Linked DNA regions of Mus musculus: regions 1, 2, 3, 4, 6 and 7 are each linked to region 5. A link is a loop called in an ENCODE intact Hi-C map of the cell type or tissue named here. Cell type or tissue: left cerebral cortex. All regions are shown on one strand.

What was found. Peaks named below come from ENCODE experiments on the same cell type or tissue, not always from the same donor. Only the 100,000 strongest peaks of a DNase experiment are listed, where the experiment ranks them.
Region 1: it touches region 5 in a loop (4-fold over the local background); 16 of 42 quality-filtered maps call a loop at or near these places.
Region 2: a loop joins it to region 5, with 9 times the contacts of the local background. A loop is called at or near these places in 23 of 42 quality-filtered maps.
Region 3: a loop joins it to region 5, with 4 times the contacts of the local background. A loop is called at or near these places in 26 of 42 quality-filtered maps.
Region 4: it touches region 5 in a loop (2.8-fold over the local background); 16 of 42 quality-filtered maps call a loop at or near these places.
Region 6: it touches region 5 in a loop (8-fold over the local background); 30 of 42 quality-filtered maps call a loop at or near these places.
Region 7: it touches region 5 in a loop (4-fold over the local background); 15 of 42 quality-filtered maps call a loop at or near these places.

Annotation. Positions count from the first base shown.
Region 1 is chr1:181,892,317-181,896,316 of GRCm38, forward strand. No RefSeq gene overlaps it. Among named protein-coding and RNA genes, the nearest start is that of Gm33669, 16 kb to the left of the region's middle. In left cerebral cortex, a CTCF peak has its summit at 2,318 (motif pointing right); a DNase peak (open chromatin) is centred at 1,628.
Region 2 is chr1:182,374,088-182,378,087 of GRCm38, forward strand. No RefSeq gene overlaps it. Among named protein-coding and RNA genes, the nearest start is that of Trp53bp2, 33 kb to the right of the region's middle. In left cerebral cortex, CTCF peaks have their summits at 2,287 (motif pointing right) and 2,487; a DNase peak (open chromatin) is centred at 2,334.
Region 3 is chr1:182,138,690-182,142,689 of GRCm38, forward strand. No RefSeq gene overlaps it. Among named protein-coding and RNA genes, the nearest start is that of Gm33725, 16 kb to the left of the region's middle. In left cerebral cortex, CTCF peaks have their summits at 1,909 (motif pointing left) and 2,111; a DNase peak (open chromatin) is centred at 1,900.
Region 4 is chr1:181,887,228-181,891,227 of GRCm38, forward strand. No RefSeq gene overlaps it. Among named protein-coding and RNA genes, the nearest start is that of Gm33669, 11 kb to the left of the region's middle. In left cerebral cortex, a CTCF peak has its summit at 1,762 (motif pointing right); a DNase peak (open chromatin) is centred at 1,770.
Region 5 is chr1:182,537,214-182,541,213 of GRCm38, forward strand. No RefSeq gene overlaps it. Among named protein-coding and RNA genes, the nearest start is that of Capn2, 22 kb to the left of the region's middle. In left cerebral cortex, a CTCF peak has its summit at 2,376 (motif pointing left); a DNase peak (open chromatin) is centred at 2,345; H3K4me3 peaks cover 782 bases; H3K27ac peaks cover 526 bases.
Region 6 is chr1:182,487,669-182,491,668 of GRCm38, forward strand. It overlaps Capn2 (calpain 2), which reads right to left. Exons shown (of 21, transcript NM_009794.4): 5 at 3,199-3,367; 6 at 2,297-2,380; 7 at 1,326-1,411; 8 at 47-121. It overlaps LOC108167751 (a long non-coding RNA gene), which reads left to right. Exons shown (of 2, transcript XR_003948412.1): 1 at 1-1,037; 2 at 2,174-4,000. Among named protein-coding and RNA genes, the nearest start is that of Capn2, 28 kb to the right of the region's middle. In left cerebral cortex, CTCF peaks have their summits at 2,225 (motif pointing right), 2,437 (motif pointing right) and 3,095; DNase peaks (open chromatin) are centred at 1,036, 2,305 and 3,140; H3K4me3 peaks cover 300 bases; H3K27ac peaks cover 1,711 bases.
Region 7 is chr1:182,122,472-182,126,471 of GRCm38, forward strand. Srp9 (signal recognition particle 9) reads left to right here and starts at 2,266. Exons shown (of 3, transcript NM_012058.3): 1 at 2,266-2,504. The coding sequence starts at 2,433. Gm33725 (a long non-coding RNA gene) reads right to left here and starts at 2,295. Exons shown (of 3, transcript XR_373761.4): 1 at 1,962-2,295. In left cerebral cortex, a CTCF peak has its summit at 2,182; DNase peaks (open chromatin) are centred at 2,245 and 2,730; H3K4me3 peaks cover 1,718 bases; H3K27ac peaks cover 489 bases.

The sequences.
Region 1 (4,000 bases), 640 kb before region 5:
TCCCACCCTCCTGGCCTCTTCCTAACATGGAGGCAAGTCAGTGCCCATTAACAGGCTGCAGGAAAGGATGGTGGGATTGTCCCACTAGTTACTCAATAAAGACAAAGGCTTCAAGGGGGACGGCGTCTCACATTCAGTCCTTTGCTGCTCAAATCCATGTTAGATATTAATAAATACAACACTGGAGGGTGGATTAGGGACTGAGTTCTCATGTATACATACATATCTGACCAGAGATTGTGTGTGTGTGTGTGTGTGTGCACATATTTCCATTCTGTTAAAACCTGTCATGCCTTTAATCCCATCACTTGGGAGGCAGAGGCCGGAAGATTTCTGAGTTCAAGGTCAGCCTAGTCTACAGAGTGAGTTCCAGGACAGCCAGGGCTACACAAGAGAAACCCTGTCTCAAAACCAAACAACCAAAAATCTGTCACAAAGGTTAATTTCCACTTTGTGCTTAAAAACCTTGGATTATTATGAAGGGCAGAATCACCTCCCTAACCCAAGAACTTGTGAAACAGTGGACAGTGGCTCTCAACCTGTGGGTTGTGACCTCTCTGGAGTAGAATGACCCTTTCACAAGGGGTCACCTAAGACCATCAGAAAACACAGATATTTACATTATGATTCATACAGTAGCAAAACTAGTTAAGAAGCAGCAATGAGGGGCTGGAGAGATGGCTCCTTAAGAGCATTAACTGCTCTTCCAGAGATCCTGAGTTCAATTTCCAGCTACTACATGGTGGCTCACAACCATCTGTAATAGGATTCAATGTCCTCTTCTGGTGGTGTGTCTCAAGACAGCTACACTGTGCTCACATACATAAAATAAAAAAATTTTTTTCTTGGTTTTTGAGACAGGGTTTCTCTGTGTAGCCCTGGATGTCCTGGAGCTCACTCTGTAGACCAGGCTGGCCTCAAACTCAGAAATCCACATGCCTCTGCCTTCCGAGTGCTGGGACTAAAGGCGTGCGCCACCACGCCCGGCTCAAACAAATCTTTTTAAAGTAGCAGCAGCAATGAAAATGTTGTGGTTGTGGGCCAACACAACATGAGGGCCTGTATTAAAGGACCACAGAATTAGGAAGGTTGAGAACCACGGTTATAGAATACCTTTCAGAGGAAAAAAAAAGTGGCCTCATCTCCTTGCTGGGTTGGGAGCTTTATAGAGTCTACCCCATGAGAATGGAGAAACTACTCCATAGTCCTGCATGCTGCTGTGTGACAACTTAAAATGCAATCCATTTAAAAACGAATCAAATATAAACATCTCGAGAGGGGCAGGGAGTCCTGTCTTGTAAGTATCCATTTGGTAGGTGTAGTCATGAATGAAAGGTGCTTCTCATTTACATTCCAGGGAAACAAAGAACACGGTTTGTGGTGTGCTCGGGTTTGGATCTCTGGATGTTTGCTGGATTGATGCCAGGCTCACAACAGGAGGCTCACAGTCCCCTCTGATATCCTCCCAGGTGGCTACCGCCATAGTGTGTACATAGAGGAGGTGCCTGCTGAAGTGGCATGGCATCTGTGGTGGCCCACCATGGCTATTCCTAGATACAAACGCAGAAGAAAGGCGTCCATCTGTTCAGCACACATGCTGGGAGACTCATAGTGGCACTGCTCGTAATAGCCCCAAGCTGGGAACTACTCTATCACACTGAGCACGGACTACCCACCACAATGCGCTGTGGATGAGGCTCACGCACAAGACTGAGAGAAAGATGCCAAGCACAAAAAGGCACAGTTCCATTTATATCAAGCACAGGAGACAGCCAAGTGTGGCGAGAAGAAGGCAGGAGAGGTTATGCTGGCTGTGAACTACAGAAAGAACATGAAGGGGCTCACATGGAGTCCCATATGGATGCTTCTTGACCCTGGTGCTAGTCACACATGCATTTAGTGAGCTGTGTGCAGCAAGTTTCCTGTTTTAGTCCAACTGATAAGAGGGCCAAACATGATGGTAAGGCCTCAACCACTTATCAGGGTTCTGGCTAAAAACTATCAAATCTCCTTACAGCATTTAGGTGGCCTGTTTGTGCGGACACACTTGTCTCAGCAGATTGAAACCTATCACCTATCTTCAAAGGTAGGTTCCAAAGGTTCTAGGCTCAGAGGCAGAGCTACAAAAAAAAAAAAAAAAAAAAGTCTCAGGATACATAACGACTAAGCTTCCTGGTTTCACAAATTCAACTGTGTATTGTATGAATCACAGCGACAACTATCCGATTACCACAGCAACAACGTTGCATCTGATGTTCTTGTTTCTTTTAAACAAAACAAAAAAGCCCCATTATATCTAAGTACACTGTAGCTGTTTTCAGATGCACCAGAAGAGGGCATAGGATCTCATTTCGGATGGTTGTGAGCCACCATATGGTTGCTGGGATTTGAACTCAGGACCTTCAAAGAGCAGTCAAGTGCTTTTAACCGCTGAGCCATCTCTCTAGCCCTCTTTTTTTTTTTTTTTTTGTTTCTTGTTTTGCATGTAAGTACGTGTACCATGTGTGTGCCTGATGACTGTGGAGGTCAGATCCTCTGGAACTGGAGTTCCAGATGCCTGTATGTAAGCCACCACATAAATGCTGGGAACCGACTCCAGGTTTACAGAGCAGCAAGTGCTCTTAATCTTGGGGCCACTTCTCTAGACCCTGGGGATGATTTTAAAACCTAGCTCTGAAGAAGACATCTTCAAGATGGTTAAGGCCTACGCCTAGAGCACTTGGGAGACTGACAGAGGAGGATCAGAGTCTGAGCTATACACAAAATTTGCAACAAGATTGAGAAGGATAGTGAGTGAAGCTGTGTCAAAAACTGTGGTACTGATGGACAGCGTGGGCTGTCGGCAGCAGGCAGCTACCCCTCAGCACATTGCAACCACAGAAACCATGTTAGGGTGATTTCTGACGACCCTAACCCTTCACAATACAAGCAGCAGCTCCATGGCTTGGTACACTTGCCCACGCTCACCAGACTGCCTTCCTTCCGCTCATTACCTTGGTCCCCCTCGCTGTGCAGGAGGTGCCCTCCAGTGCCAGTTGGATGTGGTATGCTCCAGGGCTTGGTTACAGGCCTATGGAAGTATCAGGCCGAAGTTTTGGGAGTCAGGATTCAGTGAAAGATAGGTTGTAGTCTGTGTCTTCAAACGTGTTAGCAATTGTCCTCCTTTTGCTTGTACTGCTGCCCAGCCACCATGACACGACCAGGCCTCCCTCTGCCATGGTGTACTGCTGCACCACAAGACCAAAGCAAGAGGGTCTCATGACCGTGGTCTGAAACCGCAACCAGATAAACCTTTCTTCCTTTTAAGTTGACTTAAGAATTTGGTCTCAGGGCTGGAGAGATGATGGCTCAGAGGTTAAGAGCACTGACTGCTCTTCCAGAGGTCCCGAGTTCAATTTCCAGCAACCACGTGGTGGTTCACAGCCATCTGTAATGGGATCTGATGCTTCCAGTGTGTCTGAAGACAGCTATGGTGTACTCACATACTCCCTCAGGCCCAAAGATTTATTACTATAAATAAGTACACTGTAGCTGTCTTCAGACACACCAGAAGAGGGCGTTAGATCTCATTACGTGATAGCCATCATGTGGTTGCTGGGATTTGAACTCAGGCCCTTCGGAAGAGCAGTCAGAGCTTCTTACCCATTGAGCCATCTCACCAGCCCTTAAATAAATCTTTAAAAAAAAATGATTTTGGTCTCAGCAACAGAAAACTGACCAGCACATTTTGCTACTTAGAAATCAGGCTTGCAATTAAGCAGAGGACTAGAGTCTCTCAGTAAAAGGGGCTGGGGCCTTCTTTCCACTGAGGCCCCATCATTGCACTAATTGAATGTATCACTGAGTTTCCATCAACACTGTTAGATAAAGGGGGCAGAGGAGCATCCTGGGAAATGGAAGGAGGTTGCCTGCTCCTCCTTGGACGGGAATACAGAAGAGTGGGCGAGTGGGCAAGCCAAGTGCAGTGCAGTGCGAGCCACTCACAATCATGCGAACAGGG
Region 2 (4,000 bases), 160 kb before region 5:
ATGTGCTATAAACACCTCCTTCAAGTTCCTGCCTCTGTGTCCTCCCTGCTATGATGGACTGTAACCTGGAACTATGAGCTGAAACAAGCCACATATCAGTGAGTATACCTGTGATCTCAGTATTCAAATGCTGAGATGGGAGGTGGAGACAAGAGAATTCCCTTTAAGCCTGTGTTCTAGTTAGCCTGAATGGGCAATGATGACGAAGAAGCCCTCCTGGGAAGTGGAAGGCAAGGACTGACAAGGGGTTGTCTTTTGACCTCCCCACATCATGATGTGTGTACACACCCACTGTACAGAGACTTTCTTTAAAGCTACAACTGACATCAGAGCCAGTTGTCTTTTTCTCATGTACATAAAATAAATCTATAGAAGATAGATGTGGAAGATCTGATTTTAATTTTTCTTTCTTTTTTTTTTTTTTTTTTTTTTTGAGACAAGGTCTTGCTATATAGCCAGGGTGCTCTGGAACTCTGGTCATCACAGAGTGCTCAGGTCACAGGTGCGCACCACCCCATCAGGATCCTGATGCATATTCGGAAGTGGCATGTTTCTTTACTGGAACATTGAGTCCTGGTGTATACTTCCTGATGAGACTCGCTGTCGGTTTTTCCCATTCCTGGGGATTTTACAATTTTCTGATGCTTCATCACTGACAAGCAGAGGAAGAAACACAGAAGTAAAGAATTACAACGTGTCAGGAACCAGTTAGGAGGATTTCTTTTTCTGGAGATATTTTTGTGGGGGCGTGGAGGGGTGTGGGGTGGAATGCCACTTTCTAACTGTCCTTTTATGTATGCTTTACAAGTTTCAACTAGTTTAGAGAAAGTGACCCTGTGTAGCACCGTGGCAAGTGGATCTAGGGAAAGAGGGTCCTACAGTGGTTCCTAGTTAGGTCCAGATGGGCAAGCTTGGAGAAAGACTAAGGACCGATGGGTTGCCCAGTGCTTAGTTAGCAGATACTATGGAGCACAGAGAGGGAGAAGGTGAGTTCCATCCCGGGACTTTCCAAGGTTGTAGATCGACCCAAACATTGGACCTTCCTGGAAACCATTCCCCAGTTTGCATCCTACAATCTATCTGGACAAACTGTTACTTTCGATGTTACTTTACACAGACATGCTGGTCTAAATGAATGGCAAAAGAAGAAAACCACATCTCTGAACTCTTGCTACAAACTGCTTATTTTAATGACAGATAGCTGAAGGATGGTCCTCCGAGTCAGCGGAAAGGGGAGTCAGAATCGAAAGCAAAATCAGGCAAGGGTGAGCGGCATTGTCACCCAGAAGTTCTTTCTCAGAGAGACTTCCCTACTCTTTTGAATGTCTTGTTAATGTCACACTGGGACTTGTCACATGGAAGTCTGATAGGTCTGATAGGTCTCTCCATGGGAGACCCCAATTACAATTCTGTGGGGAAAAAATATATCTGAATTTAAATGCTGCTATTTAATCATCCAAACCATTCCGAAGGCTAATCAAGAAGACTCGCGGGTGAGCGGTGTTCTGGAATGAACTTCTCGCCAATGAAACGTACTGCGCATTTGCCTTTGTGCTGAACAGCTCATTGCCACTGTTTAATAGTGTAGCATATTGCTGTATTTTTGCAAAAGAATTTGAGAAGGTACTGGAGCGAGGGGATGATTCTCACTAATGACCAAAGCTGTTTGGTGTGAAATAGAGATGTGTGTGCATGCACATGTGAGCGTGTATAGGTGTGCATGTCCATGAGTGCATCTGTGGAGGCCACGGCCAAAGAGCATCCTCTTCTATCATTGTATACTATTTTCTGAGACATGCCCTTCAGTGGACAGGAGCTCACCGATTGGCTAGACTGGCTGACGACAAAGAGCGCCAAGATTCTTCCTGTCTCTGTCTCCTGATGCTGGGATTTCAGGCACACACCACCACAGTCAGCTTCGGTTTTGAACTCAGGTCTTCATGCTGTGAAGAAAGCATTGTACCCAGAGAACGCTCCCCTATCCTCTCTCTAAGCGACAAATATTGATCATTTACTCACATACAGTAATGCCATATTCTGCACATAACATTTTCAGGGAGCTATAGAGAGAAATTATATTGATGGCGAAAGACAGCCTGACCGAGGACCCTGGCAATGATGATGGGGAAGTAACAGAGTTTGTAGGAGATATTTATGGCCAACCCAGGGCCACTTAAGATGCTTTTGTGTGCAAGAGGAGCTGACCAAATTAAAGAGCCTGTTTATAGTCCATACACGAAGCCACAGAATCATCTGACATGTCGTTTTCCCATTTAGCCACTAGGTGGCCTTTAATGCTTTTAAGTTTTGCACAGGGGGACAAGTCCATTGGGGACTTGGATGGTCTGTCCTGGGCACCTCAGGTGGTGCATCAAAAATCAATCCTACCGTAAGTATTCTTCACTCTGCCAGGAACGACCCATTTCAGAGCCCATCTGGTCCTCCTCGCTACGCTATCATGCCTGCCAGATGGACAGACTTCCCGTTGGGAATTTAAACAACCGTTTGCACAAACCTAATGAGGGCTGAATATAAGCGCTACTGCTCAGGTTCATTTTCTGCCTTCAATAAGCTCTCTTGAGTAGATTATAAAGCTGCGATACGTCTAATACTTAATGTTCTGGTTGAAATAGAATGTTACACCTCATGTTAGAATTACCACAGTCAGTACAGCTTTATTTTAGAAAATAATGTTTCAATGTACTTCATGTTATGCTGGGTCTGTAAAGAGCACCAATAAGAACATTGTATTTCAAAGGAAAATTAGAGGGTCAAAGAATGATTTCATAGTTCCTGTCTTACATGCCTGTTATCAAAATGCTTTTTGATCAGCACCTTTGCCTGGAAGCTCTAAACCTCGATTGAGGGAGCTGTTGGGGGCTGGCTGGCTAGCTTAGCTGGCAAAGGCATCACCACCAAGCCTGATGACCTGAGTTCATTTCCCAGGAGCCACAAGATGGATAGGGAGAACAGACTCCTGCAAGTTGTCCTCTGACCACACCTGAGCCATGGCCCCTGCTCCCACAGTAAAATGTAGTAACAAAGACGCCGTCGGTGTGGGATCTCCCTGCAGCTGTCGGCGTGGGATCTCCTGCCCCGGAAAGTGTTCCTCAAGCCAACACTTTTTCTTTTTGTTTTAAATTGATTCTCTTTTGCTTAGCATGCAGACTATCGAGCATCACTCTGACCCTTTCCTTATGTCTGCAGCCCTATGTTTTGCTGATCTCCACCCCGCAATGAAGTCTTCTATTTCTTCCCTCCTGCTTGCTTTTTCCTGTAAAATGATTCCGTATGTGAACTTGTTCCTCCCAGGAGGGCAGCTTGTATTTTCAGATTATATTTTAATGTATTTCTGTAGAAGTACAAACCTGCACAGAGGCAGGATATCGATTATGGAGGAGGAAGCGGCACATCTTCTAAGGGACTGTGAACCTGCAGCCTCTTTCTCTTCCTCTCTCCTGCATTCTGGCTATGAGGAGAGTTGCTTTCTCTACCACAGTTTGCCCACTATCACGTACTTATGTCTCTGCTAGTCCAAAGGCAGCACAGCCCACCAGTAACGGAAGCCTCCACGCTTGAGGGCCAGATTTCCCTTCTCTCTTTTCTTTGGCTACCTAGGTATTTACTGCAGCTTAGAGTGACAGAAAGCTGGCTCACACTGGGTACCAATCAGAGCACCAGCTTTTAGCAGCTTCCCCCGACCCCCAACAGGGTTTCTCTGTGTAGCCCTGGCTGTCCTGGAACTCACTCTGTAGACCAGGCTGGTCTTGAACTCAGAAATCTGCCTGCCTCTGCCTCCAAAGTGCTGGGATTGAAGGCGTGCGCCACCACTGCCTGGCTTTTAGCAGCTTTTATGACATGCTAAGTTATATTTTTCATCCTTATTTTTTTTAATTTTAAAAATGTCTACTTAAAACCTTAAGTTGCATTTTTCTTCTGGAGCAGCTATTTTAAAAGTAAATAATTGCCGGACAGTCTCGAGAAAACAAAAACAAAACAA
Region 3 (4,000 bases), 400 kb before region 5:
CCGCTCTCTCAGAGGACCAGGGTTTTATTTCTAGCACCCACATGACAGCTCACGGCCATCCATAACTCCAGTTCCAAGGAGCTCACAATCCCTCTTCTGGGCTCTGAGGGCAGCAAGCACTCATACAATGTCCTTACATATATCAGGTAAAAAACTCATATACATTAAAATCTTTTAAAATGTGATTGTAGTGTCTCCTGCTCTGTCTGGCCAAATCCTATTCATCTGTATTTTCTACAGACTTGAATTGCCACTCTCTTCCCACTAGGTTGTTGGGGTCTGGATTTGTAAAGCTGTATCAAACTGTGTGTGTGTGTGTGTGTGTGTGTGTGCAAATACACTGTGCATCTGCACACATGTGCATGCTTGATTGAGTGTGTGTACTTGATCTTTCATGTTGGAGTCAGAATTGGGAAAATAAAAGATGGTGGGAAGGGGGACCCACCCCATCTCTCATCTCTGGGAGGGTTGGGCTCACTGCTAATCAAGCAGCCCCCTGGGGTGGGGGGAACTGTGGTATCTGAGCTGCCACCATGGTCCCTTAGTGCCAGCACTTCAATTCATGGCTGAAGCATTCTACACACAATCACCCCAGCATAGAGGAAGACTGGCCATGCAAACGTGTACAGGCTGCCTTTCGGAGCCATCCACTCCACCTCCCAAGGGCTGCTTCAAGCCTTCTCCAGCAGCCTCTGCTGCCAGGTTCCAGTGTTGGGATGTCCTCAAAGAGCTTGTTTCCCTGGGCTGAAAGTATCTCTCTCTCTATTCTGATGTTTGTCGAAGAAAGAGGTAGAAGAGACTGTGGACAGGCTCAGTCTGACGGTCACTGGGAATGAGTGGCGTCATTGTTGTGAAAGATGGCGTATGCTTTCGCTTGTGAACTCCCCTTCTTGTGGTAGACTGGCCACACCTGTCATTTGTGGCTGCCATGTGTGTCCAAACCATTTGCACATGTGCTCACAGTTCCCCTCTGGTTCTGGGTGCTGAGCCTTGGGGGTCAGGGAGGGGTCCTGGCTCATGTTCCCGCTAGACCTACTATTCCTATGGACTGGAGGGTCCCTGCGAGAAGGAGACTTGGGTGACAGTGTCCCTGTGAATCCCTATTTCTGGAGACACGGCAGGTCCCTTGCCCATGTCGGTGAAGCTGTATGTAACCTGGGCCTTATGCCTTTGAGGACATTTGTGACCTTGCTGGTGCCCCACCTGCCCACCTGCTTCTCCAGTGGCTGGCGACCCGTGTGTCTCACTCCCAAGAGAAACCAACTTTGCAGAAGCACACAGGCTCCAAGGTGCAGGAACTGCCTTGACTCAGTCTGAGACAGATCTTGCCCAAGCTGAGAAAGAGGTTGGCCCAGGCAGTATTGCCTTTCCCCAGTCAAAGTCCAGGCTGGGCGATTAGGACCGTGGGCTGGGCTATGCTGATCCCACTGGCCAGGCTGGCTGGGGAAATTAGCATAGCCCACCTGGCAAGGGCAGGGCAGGCATCCAGCCACCCTGAGGCGTGGGGCACCCGAAAGTCTCAGGGAGAACAGGAGCCACTGAGCTGGAGAGAGGGAGAGGTGAGCTGGGTTCGTGGCTGTAACGGTGCTGGAAGACCGGTGCAGCTTGACCCCAACCTTGGCTCGCTTACAAAATGATAGATCAGCGGCCAGAAAGCTATTCTGGAGTCAGAAAAGATCAGGAAGGGGCCTCCTTCTAAGTAACTTCTGGCTAAACAGGGTGACCATCCCTTAGCCATTTTCCACTCGAGCCCTCTGAGGCAGAAGCCTCCTACGGATCCAGCTACCGCCCTTGGCATTGGCATAAGCCAGGTGACTGCTCCAAATGAGCTGCTCCCTCAAGGCTCTGAGTTGCAGATTGGGGCCCCGGGTGGGGCTCAGAACACACTTATATCGCCACCTAGTGGGTACAGCAGGAACTGCAGCCCATCCTCACTCTAGACAGGGTTCCCAGAGCAACCCAAGACACAGCCATGAGATACTGGACTTAAGTAAAACAACAACAACAGAAACAAATGAGGCTCTGGGAGGTGAATTTTCCAAAACTAGCTGCCAGGCGGCAGAGCCAGACTGGAAAACTGCTCCTAACACTGGACAATGTTGCTTTTCCTACTTCCTACTACGAAGGAGGGTAGATGTCTTTCTGAGCTACAATCACACACCACTACCTTCCATATGGAAGCCGTTGTTCATGCATTTGTTTATGGCTTACCAAGGTATGCAAGGCACTGTGGTGGTCCCCATGGATACAAGGAAGGTAAGAATTCTTCCCCAGGGAGCCACTGAAGAGGCAGACAATAAACCAGTAAGCGAGCACACACAACTTCAGTCCTGGAGAGAGAACATTGGGTGTTGGGGAATCTCACTTAGATCTGTGAAGGAGAGCCAAGCTGATCCCTAAAGGTCACAGGGTCACTGTGCTCAAATTTGGGGGAGAGGAACATTTGGTGAGGAAGCTCAGAAGTGTGGAGACCTCAGAGTGGGTGATGTGCCATTCCCCAGAACAATAGGGTGAGGAGCTGGAAGGGAGGAGTGTGCTCATGCAGACCCTAGAGGAAGCGAGGGCTGGGATTCCCAGTAACAGGACACTGGGGGGACGACACAGGGGACTCATCTGGCTTGCGTGTCTTCTAGGAACTCCACAGGGGCAGGAAGGATGGGGTACAGTGGGGCCAGGTTGGCCAGAGAGACTCCGGGATAGACATGACCGTGGGTCGGAGACTTTCAGAACGCAGTAAAGCAACGTATTTGCCAGGGATTCTCTGTGCCCTCTGAGTTTGTATCTGGGCCGGCGCCTGCTGGCTTCCACTGCTAAGGCAGAAAGCCAGAGCTGCAAGGATCGTAGTCCTGGATGATAAATGATGCTCACTGGCTGTGACTTCAATCCCTTTCATACTGGGTCCCTGAGCCACCACAGAAGAAGTCAATGACTGCCATGTTGTGAGGAAACACCAGGAACACGTAGCAGCCATTCTAGTCCACAGTCCCAACTGGAGCCCTCTCCGGATCTCCGCTTCTGGCCGTCTCATCAGTCACCCTAGCCCTCGAGGCTAGCGCACAGAGGCAGTGGGCTCAGTGGCCCGTGTGTCACCGTGCCTGTGCCCTCTCTAGCTGCCAAGTCCGCGCTCTGTGCTTCCTCCTTTCTCTCCCCAGGTTCCTTTCTCCCCACGGAGACAGTACCAAGGCCCGAATGGCCTCCTCTAGAACACCTCTCTGACGCACCCTCTCTTCCCAATACGTGCCATCAATACCTTAGAGGAATGGGTCGTGTGTCACAAACATTGTGGGATGTTTACCACCTGGACAGTGGGGCAGATCCTGGGAGCAGACCAGGATGTCAGAGCAAACACTTTCTCGGAGAGGCGAACGAGAGGAGCAGGAGAACAGCACAAGGTTGGGAATCACACCAAAACAAACAGCTGGGTGAATAAACCCCTTCTCTACCCTCCAAGAGCAACTCGCTTGAGGATTGATTTGATCATCAAGGCCAGAGGTGGCACGGTGGTATGCCAGCCTCTATCACTCAGAGCTTCAGCCTGTTAACTCAGCTAAACCCCCGACAGTGCCAAGAGATAGGAATTGTTATTGTTAGCACCATTGTCGTTGTCGTCGTCGTCGTCATCGTCGTCGTCATCATCACTCTGCGCCACTGCCACCACCATCATCACCACCATCATTTTTACAGCAAGAGGAATGTGAATCATGGAGGGATTACATAAATAAATAAAATTAATTAAATAAAGTCCTGAGTTCCCACAGGACAGAACCTTGACAATTTTTTTTTAAAGCTCTGGTATCAGCTATTGAACTTTTAAATATCCCATGTAATAACTGAAAGATTCTGTCACTGAAATGGAAAAGATTGTATGAGAGACCAACGTGGCTCTGTCAGCCAGGTTCGCTGATATAAAATACCTGAACTGGATCAACTTGTAAGGCAGGGCAGTCTGTTTATGCTCCTTGTTTCAGAGAGCACAGAACATCACGGTGGGAGCATGCAA
Region 4 (4,000 bases), 650 kb before region 5:
TGACCTTGAACTTCTGATCTTCCTGCCTCCACTTCCCGAGTGCTAGGATTAAAGGTGTGTTCCACCATGTCCTGTCTTCTTGAGGTTTGGGATCAAACTCAGAGTTTCTAACATGCTAGGGACACACTCTATGAGCGGAAATGTATATACCCAGCTTGGTTTTTTTTTTTTTTTTTGGCAGACTGTCCATTGTGTCCTGGCCTCAAAACAAAGACAAGGCCAGAGCAGAGCGCACTGTTGTGTGGACTCCACTCAGGCCCATAGTAGGCTGACAGGGAGGTGATGCATGTCCAGGTTAACCCTGAGCAAGCAGGGTGCTTGGAGGGCAAAAATGTCACCATCACATCTGTCCTGCCACTAAGTGGCAAGGTGGACCCCAGAGCCAGAGGAAGTAGGACAAATGTCTCCTGCCTCCTGCTGCAGCCCTGTCCTAAGTCTGAGGCCACTGTTTGCTGCTGAATTTCTCTAGTGTCCAGGAGAGTGAGCGAAGAGGGACAGTGTCAGAAGGGACTGAGAGCTCTTGGGTAAGTGACATGTTGGACCCAAGGCAGAGAGCTAGAGGCCCAGGGCTGACATTGGCACCTAGGGAAGTCAGTGGCTCTTCTGCCAGCTCACTTTCACTGTGAGCTTTGCCTGGGAGTCCACCCAAGTTGCACGTAACTCCTAAGCACAGATGCCTCCACTCAAGCCATCTGTAGCCATGAGCCACAAGAGCTGAGACTACACATGAGCCACCTTGTCAACTGGGGATACAGGGCCCCTCAGTCCTCCCCTGTTACTGGGAGAGCCAGTCTAGAGGACATGGAGATGGCCTTCGCCCTCAGAGCCCACCGTGTTAGGCCATTGCTAGCTGGTGGACCCAAAGGCCTTAAGCAGTGGGCTATGAGATGGTCTCTAGGCCCAGTCCCACCATGGGCCTATCAGAGGGGAGACACCTGTCCAGGTGCAAAGATAATGAATGCTTGGTCCTCTGGCTTCCTTTGGTGAGCCTAGACTTTTGGGTAAAGCTCTGTGTGAATGCTGTAGGCTGACTCCTGCAGTTCAGCATATTCCACTACGTGGAACATGCTAGGAAGAAACAAAAACACCTACTCAGCTAGTGACTGAAGCCTCCATTCTGATTGGTTCCCCTGATGGCTACCATGGGTATAGAGGATGGCAGATCCACACTTCAGTTCTGCAGTGCCTTCAACACACTGCTCTGTCTCCCTGGTCTTCATTTTTGTGGCTCACTAATGCTCAGGATCTGCCCTTGGCTGTCTTCGGCTCTCAGATGTCTGTTTCTACCTCCCAGGGTATCTTCCTGCTTTCTATCTCCGGTGTTCCTCTCCCCGTGCTCAATGGCTAGCCATGCTCCTAGCCCTGAGACCTCTCTTCTACCCCAAACTGCAGGCATGTACAAAGAAAGGGCTCCTGCTTTGACCCTACCTGCCGCTTCGCTCACAGCACGCACTTCACATTTCCAGCATAATCTTGACCAGTAAAACATCTGACTGTAGAAGTTGGCCGGCCTGTAGGGCCCATCTAGAATCTGGACACTCCGGGGCTCCCCTCACCACAGCGACAACAGTGTATGGAGTCTTCCTTCATAGTCTCTGCATACTTTCTCCAGCTTTAAAGTCTCATTTTTTCCTTAGCAAATCCTCGGGTTTGGAGCCCGTGTCCACCCATCAACATGCATGGCTGTGCGCTGTGCCCAAGTGTGAGAAGAGAAGGAACAGACATTAGCCAGCAGAGGGCGCTGCCTAACAGCCAGGAGACGCGCTGCCTAGAGCTACCGCTGGGAGGCGCCCGAGCACTGCAGCTTGGATAGCCCCGGCCAGCTGGGTGACACTCTTAGAGACAATGAGAGGGACAAGCAGAGGAACACTGGTTTCTCCCCCATCACTTTTGATGCCTGCCTAGGTCTATCCTGGCATTGTGTCTTGACTTTCAAGCTAGCCTGGCCTAATCGCAGGCCCAGACCCAACATCTGCTCTCAGTGCAGCTCACCAGGCACCGAAAAGCCAGAACTGATGTGGAAGGTGGGAATGACTTCCTGGGGTGCTGAGCAAACAGGATCTCTGCTTTCCTCCAGAGATGAGATGGGGACAAGGCTCATTCTGGTCAGAAGGAGGCAGAAGAAAATGGTCACATTGTAGCTCCCTCCTCTCCCGGGAGGAAGGCTCAGCATTTAATCCAGCTGTAGGTACTGAAAAAAACGTCTTTCAAAGGAGCTCCCAAGGGGCTGGTGAGATGGCTCAGTGGGTAAGAGCACCCGGCTGCTCTTCCGAAGGTCTGAAGTTCAAATCCCAGCAACCACATGGTGGCTTACAACCATCTGTAACAAGATCTGACGCCCTCTGAAGACAGCTACAGTGTACTTACATATAATAAATAAATCTAAAAAAAAAAAAAAAAAAAAAAAAAGGAGCTCCCAAGGTCCTTGGAAGCTCGGGGGAAGATCACATACCTATGATGGTCAATTTTGAGAGTCAAATTGACTGGATTGTGGCGTGTCCTGATCATTTGGGCAAGTGTTATTCTGGGTGTGTCCCTGGGGCTGAAGTGCCATGTCAAAGTGGCTGTGAGAGAACAGAACTTGGCCCCAAGTCTCACCACAAGGGACTGGCCCTTTCTCAGTTGCCCCACGCCCTTCGGGAGCACTTCCGGGAATGCGCTGCACCTCTAATCACAGGTGCCTCTATAAAATCTTCACTTTTTCCTGCTTCCCACTCTCTCTTTAGGGATTCCTACAGGAACCCTTTGCCTAGGCATGGCCTAAACAATGGTACTTTGGTTTTAAGTGCCGAGGAGGAAGGTGGTTGCAAGCAGGTCTGGTAAAGTCAAGCGTCAAGTCTGCTGGCTCAGTCTAACTTTCCTCTCCTGTTGCAAAGTGGATGCAGTGGCTCTGAGAATTAAATACATGTCATCAAGAAAGAGAACTGAAGACTGAGTGAGGTTTGGGCAAAGCGCTTTTCCACATTGATCTTCCTCTTATGTTGGAGGAAAAAGTCTTTGCTGAACGTTTCCAAAACATGTCCCATTTCATCTCACTGTCCAGAAAGAGCCACGAGGACCCCTCAGAACAAATCTGGATCTACATTCTTGAGATCAAAGGGATTCAGCTGAGACCTGAGCAAGTCAGGATCATAGCAGCGGAGGAAGGGGCGGAGGTGAGGAGGGAACACATTGTTCAGGCATCTTATGGTCTCTGTCTCCTCCAGCTGCTGGCCCCAGGATGATGGGCAAGTGAGGAACTCAGACTTCCACCTGGGCCTCCCGGAGCCTCAAAAAGCTTTCAGCAGACAGGGATGTTTTGGTCATACAGTGCTCTGGCTACTGTAAGAGGAGGGCAGTAAACTGGGTGGGGTGGGGTGGGGTGGGGTGTTGGGTGTGTGTGTGAGGTGACTGGACGGGGTGGGCTCATCATGAGGACCCTTTAGAGGCAGAGCCATAGCTTGCTTATCTCTGGACAGGTGAAGCAAACCCAAGAGATGCTGAGAAATGGAGTCTAGGGTGACAGTGGAAAAGGATGGGAAGGTGGCAGGGCCACACTGAACTTGAGGCACCTTGGGTATATGCAATCTTGTGTTGGCATGTCTCAAGGAGGAGAGAGGAGGGGCTTGAACTTGGGCCTGCAGTCTGGGGGGGGGGCTTCACAGGATATAAGTCTGTGGGTACAGGTGCAGCCACGCCTCCTCTCAGCTTTAATTTCACAGCAGCCTGTACTTTCACATTCCCCCACACCCCCGCCTCCCCCTAAACTGTTGCTCCCTGTAGAGGAACCATTGCTTCTTGAGGACTACCTGTCTATTCTTGGAACTCAGCTCAGATTCCTGTGATGGACCCGTTGCTTCTAGGCTATCCACATGACCTCATCTGCTTCTGGATGGGTCGTGCAATGGCCTTTTCAGATACTGCTGCTATAGCTGTACAGTTAGGGTTAGGGTTAGAGGATAGACGGCCCAGAGGCTCATGGGTATCAACCCTTGGCCCCCAGTTAGTGCTGGTTGTTTTG
Region 5 (4,000 bases):
AGGCGAGGTCGGTGCTCAGTGGCCTTTCTCCTTCTTCCTTTTTCATGTCCCAAGCTTTAGCTCACAAGGTAGCGTCACCTACACCTCATTTAAACCACTCTAGAGGCAGTGTTGTGAGCCACACCCTAGGATATGCCTCATTGCTGCCCAACATGTTTCTTAACTCAATCAAGTTGACAGTCAAAACCAGCCATCACACTCACCTAACAGCATTTTTGATGAAGCCAAGTCAGGTGATCAGACATCCAAAGATAGTGGGTGACAGAGACCTCATTAGACATTGATGCTAAACAGAATGTGGGTGGAGGGATTCTTTATTTTTTCATTCATTCTTTCATTCATTCATTCACTCATTTGTGTATGTATGTGGTGTATGTGTGTGTATGTGTGTGTTTGGGGGTAATCATGCACATATATTGCATGCATGCATATGTGTGTGTGTGTGTGTGTGTGTGTGTGTGTAGGTCACAGGACAATCTGAAGGAGTCTGTTCCCTTTCACCATGTTGTTCCTAGACAGTGGTTTTCAACCTATGGGTCACGACCCCTTTGGGGGGGTCACAATATGCTTTTACAGGGGTCGCATGTCAGATATCCTGCATATCATTTATATTACAACTTGTAACGCTTGCAAAATTACAACTATGAAGAGCAATGAAAATAACTTTACGGTTGGGATCACGGGAACCCGAGGAGCTAACTGTACTAAAGGGTGAGAACCACTGTTCCAGGGATGGAGCTGAGGTTGTCGGGCATGCCAGCAAGCACCTTAAATTCTGGCTGTCCTGAGAATGGGCATATTAAGGTGACTTAATAGAGTTCTTTGTTAAAAGTACTCAGAATTGAGAGTTCATCTTGGAAGATTTTACCTTTGATGAGTATGAAGTGCCCCTCCTTGTCTTTTTTGATAACTTTGGGTTGGAAGTCGATTTTATTCTATATTAGGATGGCTACTCCAGCTTGTTTCTTTGGACCATTTGCTTGAAAAATTGTTTTCCAGCCTTTTACTCTGAGGTAGTGTCTGTCTTTGTCTCTGACATGTGTTTCCTGTATGCAGCAAAATGTTGGGTCCTGTTTACGTAGCCAGTCTGTTTGTCTGTCTTTTTATTGGGGAATTGAGTCCATTGATATTAAGAGATATTAAAGAAAAGTAATTATTGCTTCCTGTTATTTTTGTTGTTACAGTTGGGGTTTTGCTCTTGCAGAAGGACCATGCAGAGACTGCCCTATTCAGGGATCCGTTACATAATCAACCACCAAACGCAGACACTATTGCATATGCCAGCAAGTTTTGCCGACAGGACCCTGATGTAGCTGACTCTAGTGAGGCTATGCCAGTGCCTGACAAATATAGAAGTGGATGCTCACAGTCATCTATTGAATGGAACACATGGCTCCCAATGGAGGAGCTAGAGAAAGTACCCAAGGAGCTGAAGGGGTCTATAACCCTATAGGAGGAACAACAATATGAACTAACCAGTATCCCCTGAGCTCATGTCTCTAGCTGCATATGAAGCAGAAGATGGCCTAATCGGCCATCATTGGGAGGAGAGGCCCTTGGTCTTACAAAAATTATATGCCCCAATACAGGGGAATACCTGGGCCAGAAAGCAGGAATGGGTGGGTTGGAGAGCAGGGTTGGGGGGAGGTATAAGGGACTTTTGGGATAGCATTTGAGTTGTAAATGAAGAAAATATCTTTTTAAAAAAAAAAGTACTCAGAAGTACTCAGGAGGTTCAGGAGCCGGACCAAAGTTTGGTCACACAAAGAATCTTTGTGTAGGTGCTGGTGGAGGCCAGAGGCGAACCTTGCAGGTACACAGAGGCCAAAGAGTGTATGATGTGGTGACCTGTGACAGTGTATCAAAGGGAAGGAGCCTGTGTGATAGGTGTGGTTGGAGAGGGATCAATATAGACCCTGTCACAGGAGAGCCAAGGGCATGGAGATGCACCCCTGGGAGCAAAGCTCTGGCCAGAAGCAATCTCCTACACCCCCAGCCCAGCTGACTCCCTCTCCTGCAGACCTGGGAAGGACTTGGGTTTCTTGATGACAATGACACCCTGCATCTTCCCCACCCCCCACTCCCCACGCCAACACCCACCTCCTATTCCCTCACAATGGCACCCAGCGCTCTCATCCCAGTCACACTGACAGCTGTCAGGAGAGAACTTCTGTCTTTACTCTTGTGTGGAGCTCAGACGGTTTCTTTGAGTACAGACAACTGCAAAGTTCCCTGAGATTGCCTGAGCAAACATGAATCCTCTAAATACCCAAACCGTGCAGGGACCAGTCGGTGGTGGATGATGTCACAACCAGTCAGAAAGGACAAAATGGCGGCTGCAAAGGCCTCTTTGATGTTTCGTTGGCTCCACCGTGTGGCAAAATATAGTAATGTTATTTCAAGAAAAAAATTAAGTCAGCAGTACAGAAAAGAAATCTCTACCTAAAAGGCCTTTCCAGCATAAGCAATTAAAATTAGCAAAGTGCACTGGTGTATTTATCAATATTCAGATTTCAAAGCCCTCTGGCTGATACCAACTCCTTCACAATATGTATGTAATATCTGTCTCTGTTATTCATGCATTTACCAATTGTCCATCATAGCCGATCTATGTATGTATGTGTATGTATCTATAATCAATTTATCATCTATCTATGTGTCTGTCTATAATCTTACTATTATATATCTATAATCTATTTGTATCATCATCTATCTACAATCTATTATTCATATTTCTATCATCTATCATTATCTATGTATCTATCATCTATCATCACAATCTACTCATCTACCTAATTATCTGTCTATCTATCTATCTATCTATCATTCATCTACCATCTCTCTATCAATCAATTATAGCCTATCAATAATCTATCATTATCTATCATCTATTATATCTGTCTATAGTCTATCACAATCTACCTATTATCTATCATTTATCTATCATCTCTCACTCACTGTCTCTATCATTTATCTACCATTTATCTATCTGTTATCTCTTACACTCTTTCTATCCTCTATTATCTACCTATAATCTGTCTACCTCTACTTTTAACATGCACACAGGAATCTGCCTCTAAGAACCCTTCGTTTTGTGTTTGTCCCTGCTGGCTGAGGCTTGGGGACTGTGGTAGGCTGAGTAACAGCTTCCTGAAGATGACCACACCCTAATTTCCCAAAGCTGCACTGTGGTACTTTGTAGGGTAAAAAGGAGGCCAGGAAGTGAAGCGATGCGAGGCAGAGGCAGTCCATAAACCACAGTATGCAGTCAGTGTCTAAACACAGAGGGTGGCAAGTGCATGAACTCCTGCATGCAGGGGAGCTCTGGATGTAATCTAGTGAGGTTGACTGGGACCCTTCAGCTCTTGAGCCACTCCATTTGTCACTGCAGCCGTAAGAAAGTCATGCAGCAGGAGGGTGCCACTCCGTATGGAGCCTGGGAGGCCGAACCGTAACTACTTTCCCTATGCTTTGGGGATTGGTTCTCAGGCACATCACTCAGGACATGGCTGTGGAGCAAGTTCTCAGCAAAGGGAGTGGAAAGACGATTTCTTTGTGGGATGCTGGCGTGACCTTTGGGGTCCACTGCTACAAATAGCCGAAGATGGATGAGTCTGTCCAGTGTCTGATGTCTGGCAAGTTTAGGATCATCACTCCGGAGCCTCTGGATCCCTCTATGTCTTATTATTTTCTGTCTTAAAGGTTTCAATTTTCACATGTTAATTATACACCAGACTTTTATTATTGCATGTTCATGTGTTTTGATTGTGTGACCCCATGACTACCCTCTCTGGTCTTCCCTCACTCTGCAGATCCCCTTCTTCCCAGTTAGTCCTCCTTCCTTCACAACTCTCCCCTCTCTTTGGGGAGAACCAGTCACTATAATTAACGTTACTATCAGAAACAGGGATGTAAGATAACTTATTGGCGCATGGGCATCTCTCCAATGGCTACACCACTGAAGAAGTGTTTCGCCCTCAACTACCACTGATTGCCTGTA
Region 6 (4,000 bases), 50 kb before region 5:
ACTGGTGCCCTGGTTAGGAATGTCCCTGCCGCCCCTGCTGCCTTACCAGAATTCTCCGTCCTCCTGCCGTTCGGTTAGATTTGCCCTTACTTCTGGGTCAACCGTGTTCCAGCTGGGGCAACTGGAAAGCGAAGCAAGAAGAGAGGTCTTAGGAATCAGTGTGTGGCAATGACCATGTCTCTCCACAGTCCCCAAAGGCTGAGGCTCGGAACACACCCACTTTTACTAACTTCCGAGGGCCCAGACCCACCTGCATCCAGACCCCATGGAGAAACACAAAACATAATCTAAGAAGCACAGACGCTTGTGCAGGGAGCTAGGGGAGAGGTCACACTCTCCTGGAACACGGTGGATAGAAGAGTAAAAATGAGCAAGGCCCACCGTCAAGGGCTGGAGGAGCATTGCTGTGTCAGGGACGATGCTCCCGGCAGCTCTTTTAGGGGCAACTGGAAACCCACCAAGGACCACCCCCAGAGCAACCCGGAAGGAAGTCTGCCCGTAGGCGGTCCTCTGCTGAGGCTAGGGCCGCCTGGAACAAGCCAGAAAAGGGGTAGAGGAAGGGGAAGCGCTTCTGGGAAAGAGTCAAGGGACCAGGTGGACGGCTCAACGGAGCTTTTGTCCCAGAGGGTTGAAGCTTAACAGCTACCGGAAAGCCCTGGGGATCAACAGGCTCATCCCCGCTCTTGGCACACAGTTCATGGCCTTGATTTATTAGGATGACGGGGCCTTTTCTTCCTTTATTTTTTGTTTACACTTATTTGTGTGTGTGTGAGCGCACGCGCGAGTGTGTGCCCCCTCGAATATTCCAGCAGGGTGATGGTGTGCTCTGCCACAGTGCTTTTTTGAAGGTTAGAGGACCACTTGTGGTTAGCAGGTTCTTTCCTCCATGTAGGTCCCAGGCATCAGGCTTGGCGCCAAGCATCGTTACCTACTGGGCCATCTCACTAGCCTGTGGGGTGTGTTTTACCCCAGAGGGCCCAATAGCAGAGTGAACGTGAGCTGGAAAAGGAAGGAGGGACCACGGACCGGACCATGAGGTAGGAAAGAATGTGCCCCGCTGGAGGCCTGGGCCAGGCCATGGCTCCCCAGTGCTGAGTGGTGACCTGTTTGCAAAACCCCTTAGCGAGTCGCAGGCCTGGGGCCCACGCGGTGTGAGGAGTGACCTCAGGACCTCATTTCTTGGCACTGCCCACAGTGCCACCTCTCAGAGCTTCAGCTAGCCCTCCTCAGCCCTCCGTGTAGGGTGTGTGCTCTCTGGCCCCACTCCTCGGCCCTCCCTGTAGAATGCGCGCTCCAGGGGCCCACCCACCCTGTTCCCTTCTCACTTGTCATTCCACTTCCCGGTCCACTCTACTTGTCCCCAGGGATTCCTGATGCGGATCAATTTCTGCAGGCTTCCTGAACTTTCAACCTGAAGGATCCAATGAAAGAAAGGAGAGAGGGACTAAGGGACATGCAGGCTTGGAGGGGCTTGGACACCCCCACTTCAGACAAGTGGGTGGAGGAGGATCATGGAAGCTGGAAGGGACTTAACCCTCAGATCACTGCTGGGCAGCTTTGGAAAATCATAACTAAACTCCAAGTACCCAGGAGCTCGCTCCCCAAGTTCCGGGGAAGCCAATGAAATAAGAATTAAAGCTCTCAGGAGCTGGCTCTAAAGACTGGGCCTTTAATCTTTGTTAGCAGCGGGAGACACCAACAGCCTGGCTAGCTGGCCTGGTGTCTGTGGTTGGGGTGTTAGAGCTAAACATCCGTTAACTAACTGTAACTGGTGGTACTTCTGTCACAGGCTCTCAGAGATGCGTTCTCCGTTGCTTATGATGTTGGGTGAAAAGGAAGATGCTGTTTGGGTTGTTGTTGTTGTTTGTTGTTTTGACAAGGTTTCATTGGGTTACCCTCCTGTCTAGGCTCCGAAGGCTGGGATGACAGGCCCACCATACCTGCAGCTTACTTGTAAATGGCTGGGGGAAAAAAACCCAGCCATTTATATGGAGACAGCATGTGCAGTAAAAGTTAGCCAAGTTAAAATACACATTTAAAAAATAATATTTTTAGAAAATCCTAGCCCTTGAGAAACAGAGGCTAGGATTTCAGGTGTGAGCCACCACGCCCCACGAACAATAATTTAAGAGTGTAAAATAGGAAGTTCTGAGTTTGGGTTTTGTTTTTAAAGCTGATCCAGAGAGTAAAAGAACGCCTGCAGCTGCCTCGGTGACCAGCAGAGGGCAGCGCGCGCCAGGCAGCTGCCGCCCTGGAGGCCCCACCCCGGACAGCCACGTGCTAGCAGGGGGCGTACCTCCTCGGCTCCGGTGACAGAGTACGCATGTCCTTTCACCAACTTCTGGTACGTAACGGCCTCAGAATCTGCAGCGCTGGTGATCTGCAAACACAAGGACAGTAGGTGGCAGCTGCTCCATCCCGGATACAAATGGCCCAGAAAGATGCACATGGCACCCGGGCCTAGTCTGGAAAACTCTGCGCATCCATCCTGCCACCTGGAGGAGCAACTTTTAGTTGCTGATCACCAGGGAGCAAGTTGGCGCATGCCCCCCCTCCCCCCAGATGAGTCACCTTCTAGACAAGGGTCTGTGGGAGGCCTAATGACAGACACCCAAGTGGCAACTGTAGCCAAGATGCTGTGATTCTGCAACCCCTACTCCGCCCAACTAAGTTGCACTGACAGCGACTTTTTAACTTCAGAATCCATGTATTGGGTTGCCAACTCCTTAAAGGCCCTCCTTTCCCATCCTTTGGGCACAGCTTGGGGAAACTCCTGGGGCCTGGACCAGCCTCACTTTCCATCTCCCTGGTGAGGTTTGTTTGCCTGCAAAGCTATTTTGAAGAAGCAGATCCTTCTGGTACTCCCTGGCGTCTTCTCCAGGACCCACCAGCACTGGGACAGAGTGAGGAGAGGTTGCAGGGCTGCTCAAACAACCCTGCAGGTGCCGGACAAGGTGTCAAGACCAGCAGAAGGGGGGTGGGGGGCTTTTTGTGACCTGCGGTCTGTGAGTGGAGTGATACAACACAGTTAGAATGGAAAGTGGGATGGGGATGAAGGTCTGGTGGCACTGTTACTGTATCAATGGCGCCCCTAGAGGACTATTGCCTGGTGACCCTGGGCAAGGGATGCACCCATGCCTTAAGGAGCTTCTGGGTGGCGGCGGACTTGAGTGCTTGCGGAGGGTGATGGAGACTTACATCGATAGAGCAGCCAAGCAGAGAACCTTTCTCCAAAGCCTTCTGGATGATCTTGAACAAGTTGGGAGGAGGCTTCCTCAGCTCATACCACTCAGCAATGCCTCCTGTGAAGTCTTCAAAGCCTTCCGTGGTGGCACCCCCTGAGAGTGCTTCATAGCACCCATTGATCCTGAAGGGGGAATTCATGCTGCAACAGGGAGCCTTCATCCCTGAAAATGCCTCCCCACTCCAACTTAGATCCCCACTTGGGAGCTCATGGGGTCCTCTGCTTTTATCTTCCTTGTCTTTGTCTCCAACTCGGGGTGCCCAGGAAGGCAAGGAGCGATCCCTCTAGTTATTTTCCTCTGTGGCTACAACATGCTTTAGAATTTGTACCAAACCAGGAAGGGTTTAGTGATGTTCTGGGATGACTTAATGCTGCTCTGATCCAGCCTCTGGCGTTGACTCTAGCCCTGACACAGAGGTTGGCTGGAGACACTTCAGAAATGAACCCAGTTTCCCAAAAAGCACACAGCAGGTTCCTGTGGTCATGCCCTGAGCTCTATGCCCCAAGTTCTCTTGGTTAAGAACATGAAGCCCCCCTGCCCCAGTGTCTGGCCTGGGGTTGTAGAGATCCTAAACCCACTAGCTCCATCTTAATGCAGTGAGTGCATCAGCACCAGCACCAGCACCAGCACCAGCACCAGCACCAGCACCTGAGGCTCCCGCTGCAGAGGGCTGACATCCGGGGTGGACCCAGCACAACTTTGGGCCAGCTGGGTGATACACAGCTAGGATTAGAACCAAGAAGCCATTCTTACCA
Region 7 (4,000 bases), 410 kb before region 5:
CTTCTTCTGAAGCTAATCTTATTCACAAGTGACTTTAACCTTCGTAGAGATGACTCAGCTAACCACCCAGCCTCCTGGGAACTTGAGCTGTAAAGCCCTAATGTTTGAGCAGACCTTCAAGCATCCCCCGGGAGGCTGACTTCAGAGTCCCTTTGTTTCACCCCCTTTAAAAAAAATCAAAATAATTGCTATCTATTTAGCCCAGGTACCATGATGGCCTCTTGCTAGGACTGCCATCATTCTTGTTTCTTTCTTCCTTTCTTTTCTTTGCTTATTTCTTTTTTTAAAAAGATTTATTTAGGGGGGCTGGTGAGATGGCTCAGTGGGTAAGAGCACCCGACTGTTCTTTCGAAGATCCGGAGTTCAAATCCCAGCAACCACATGGTGGCTCACAACCATGTGTAAGGAGTGTCTGAAGACAGCTACAGTGTACTTACATATAATAAATAAATAAATCTTAAAAAAAAAGGACTGAAGGTTTGTCCCAGAGACTGCTCAATGTTTAAAAAAAAAAAGATTTATTTATTTATTTATTTATTTATTTATTTATTATGAGTATGCTGTTGCTGTCTTGAGACACACCGGAGGAGGGCATCGGATCTAATTACAGGTGGTTGTAAGGCACCATGTGGTTGCTGGGATTTGAACTCAGGACCTTTGGAAGAGTAGTCGGTGCTCTTAACTGCTGAGGCATCTCTCCAGCCCTGCTTGTTTATTTCTAAGTAGCCCAGTTTGGCCTTGGACTAAATAGCTGGGACTTTCCGCAAACTCATGACATAAAAAAAGAAAAAGAAAGAGCAAAAGAAAAAAAGGAAGGAAGGAAAGAAGGAAGAAAAGAGAAAGAAAATGAATGAAAGGAAAGAAAAGAGAAAAAATGAAAGAAAGAAAAAGAAAGAGAAAGAAGGAAAAAGAAAAGAAGTCGGGCAGGGGTGGCGCACGCCTTTAATCCCAGCACTTGGGAGGCAGAGGCAGGCGGATTTCTGAGTTCAAGGCCAGCCTGGTCTACAGAGAGAGTTCCAGGACAGCCAGGGATACACAGAAAAACCCTGTCTTGAAAAACAAACAAACAAACAAACAAACAAAGAAGAAAGAAAGAAAAAGAAAAGAAAAAGATAGGGAAGAGGAAGGCAAGATGGGGAGGAGAATGTGGCTAAGTTCAGTGGCAGAGACCTTGTCTAGAATGCACAATCCTTAGCACTGAAAACCCAAAACAATACAAGACAAAACAAAACAAAAAACCCAACAAAACTGTTTAAAGCTGATCAATGGGGGCTGGTGAGAGGGCTCAGGGTTAAGAGCACTGACTGCTCTTCCAGAGGTCATGAATGAGTTCAAATCCCAGCAACCACATGGTGGCTCACAACCATCTGTAATGAGAAACAAAAAATAAAAACAACAACAGCAACAACAACAACAAACCTTTGGGCCCGGATTGAGGAGGGGCAGAGCAAGATGGAGAAGGGAAGGGGGAAAAAGCAGCTCAATGGACAGGGGGATGTAATTTTTAGTAAGAGTAAACATTCGTGGGGCCAGGAGTGAAGACAGAGGAAATGAATTACAAGGAGGCATGAAGAAATTTCTAGAGGTGAAAAATACCCCCATATATTGATTATGACATTAGGCAAGTAGGTATATGCTCTGTGGCTGTGTGACGTGTGTGTATATGTATTTTTTTCAGAATCCATGATCGTATATTCTCAAAGCCGATGTTTACTGCACACATAAACTATATACCCCAATAAAATTTCTTTTAAAAGCTGTCCTGTGTCACACTCTGCCTGAGGGAAAGACTCAAATTTCGTATCCTAGCAGATGCCACAGTGTAGCTTCCTTCTCTCTGTGCTTCTTCTCTTCCTCCATTCCCTTGAACACTACTGTTCCTCTTAAGTACACGTACACTGCAGATCTTAAATGTGCCTAGAGGTCTCGCCCTTCTCTACTCCCTATTCAGTTTGTCTCACCTCTGGGAGCCTTGCTCCTTTTTGTTCCACTGACCCGATACAAAAGTCTACCACAGAAAGTTTTTGGTTGCGCGTCCGTTATGTCTCCCCAACTCCTTGATTAGGCTTTGAGTGTGACAGCTGCGCCTTGTCATCACCACGACTGTGACTTGGGTACCAGGTCACAGAGCTCCTTAGTCTTTGGAAAGGCAGCACAGGCACTATCCCCTCCAGCCCTGCAGGCGGCGCTGTGGCAGCCGCCCTCTCCTCTCCCGACCTCTCAGAGCGGAGGCCCCGCCCCCCGACATCACGCCTCCTGCCCATTGGACAGGCGCGCGGCCGAGGCTGGCCAATGGCGTGAGCGCTCGTGAGCCTCCGTCTTTGCGCCGCCGGAGTGCAGCGCTGTGGGCGGTTGCGGGAGAGCGGCGGGCCGCCGGGGCGACAGCGCCGTGACTCGCTTCGCGGCCTTGTTCCTCGCTGCCTGAAGCCACGATGCCTCAGTTCCAGACCTGGGAGGAGTTCAGCCGGGCGGCCGAGAAGCTCTACCTGGCGGACCCCATGAAGGTGAGTCGCTGCAGGGACCGCCCTGGGGCCCGGGGCTTCTCTACCCTTGGCGCGGCCTGAGCACGCCCAGGAAACAGTCGGCCCACCCGGTGCCACTGTCCCTTCGTCTGCTTCCGACTGACCCGGAGACCCAGTGACCCAGCGAGGCGACCCCAGCAGCTACAGGCAGGGCGGTTTCCGCAGCGCCGGACCCCACAGCGGCCTGCACCCGGGGGAGCTCCTAACTTCCGCTCGGGATCTGGTTGGTTTACGTGTCGCTGAGTGGGCTCCTCCCCCTGCACCGTCGCTTTCCTGTCCGTCGCTTAGTTTAGTGCCCCTTTCCTTTCCTACCCAGACCCGAGAGTACCAGCTTATAAAATGGTGCTACTGTACGTCCCAGTTAGGAAGCACCTGCTCTACTTTTTTTTTTTTTTTTTTGGATAGTGGGGATTTTTAGTCTTTTCCTGGACCAGTTGAAACATGGAGACTGTTTGCACTCTCACGTTAGACATAAATGTTTGCAAGCGGTTTCATTCCCCAAAGCAAACTACCCAGTCCCATCTCAGCAGTTCAGAACAAGTTCCGGGAGGGGGACACAAAGGTCAGCTTCATCATTCCTTAAAGGATTGTTGAAGGTATGGTAGACGCATGTTTTATGAATATACACGTTAAGGAAAAAGAAAACAAAAACAAAAAAACCGATGAGCAGCTAACAATCTCAAGAACCCGGGCTCAGTGCATAACACGAACTCTGTGTGTGTGTGTGTGTATCATAATGAGACTGCAGAGACACTCAGCATGCAGAACTCACTTAAGGATGGAAAGAGGGAATCTACTCCTTAAATTTGCCCTCTGACCACACATCTCTCACACTAACATGTACACACACAGACACACACATGTAAGTAAAAATCAAAAATATATTGGTACTGGCAGCTTGCGGTGGCAGTACTTACTACAGGATTTTACAGGGAGCATCTTTTACTTTTGGTTGTGAGCATAGCCTTTAGCAGCTAAGCCATCTCTCCAAGCCCACAGGAAGCATCTTTTAAGAAGGTCAGTCCATTAATTCTTACGTATGTCAGTGTTTGCTTGTGCACATGGGGTGCCTGCCCTGCTGGGGTCAGAAGAGGGCATTGAATCCCCGGGAAATGGAGTTAGGCATGGGTGTGAGCCACCTTGTGGGTGCTGGGAGCCAAATCTGTGTCTACCTGCATTAGAACCACAGGAAGACCAGAGTAGACAGTAGAACATTCGGAACCATCCTTGTGTATTTTTAAGCTCCTATCTTCTCATGCGTCCTAGATGGGCCTCATTAATGTCCTGTGGAGATGAGAGTGATCTTGAACTCTGGGTGTTAGCTCCCCCGGCCCTTCTTTTTATTTCTCAGGAACTCAGAGATCCGCCTGCCTCTGCCTCCCGAGTGCTGGGATTAAAGGCGTGTGCCACCACACCCGGCTGCAGGCTCCCTTTTTAAGGCAACATTTAAAACTAATGATCTTATTAAAGTGATAATA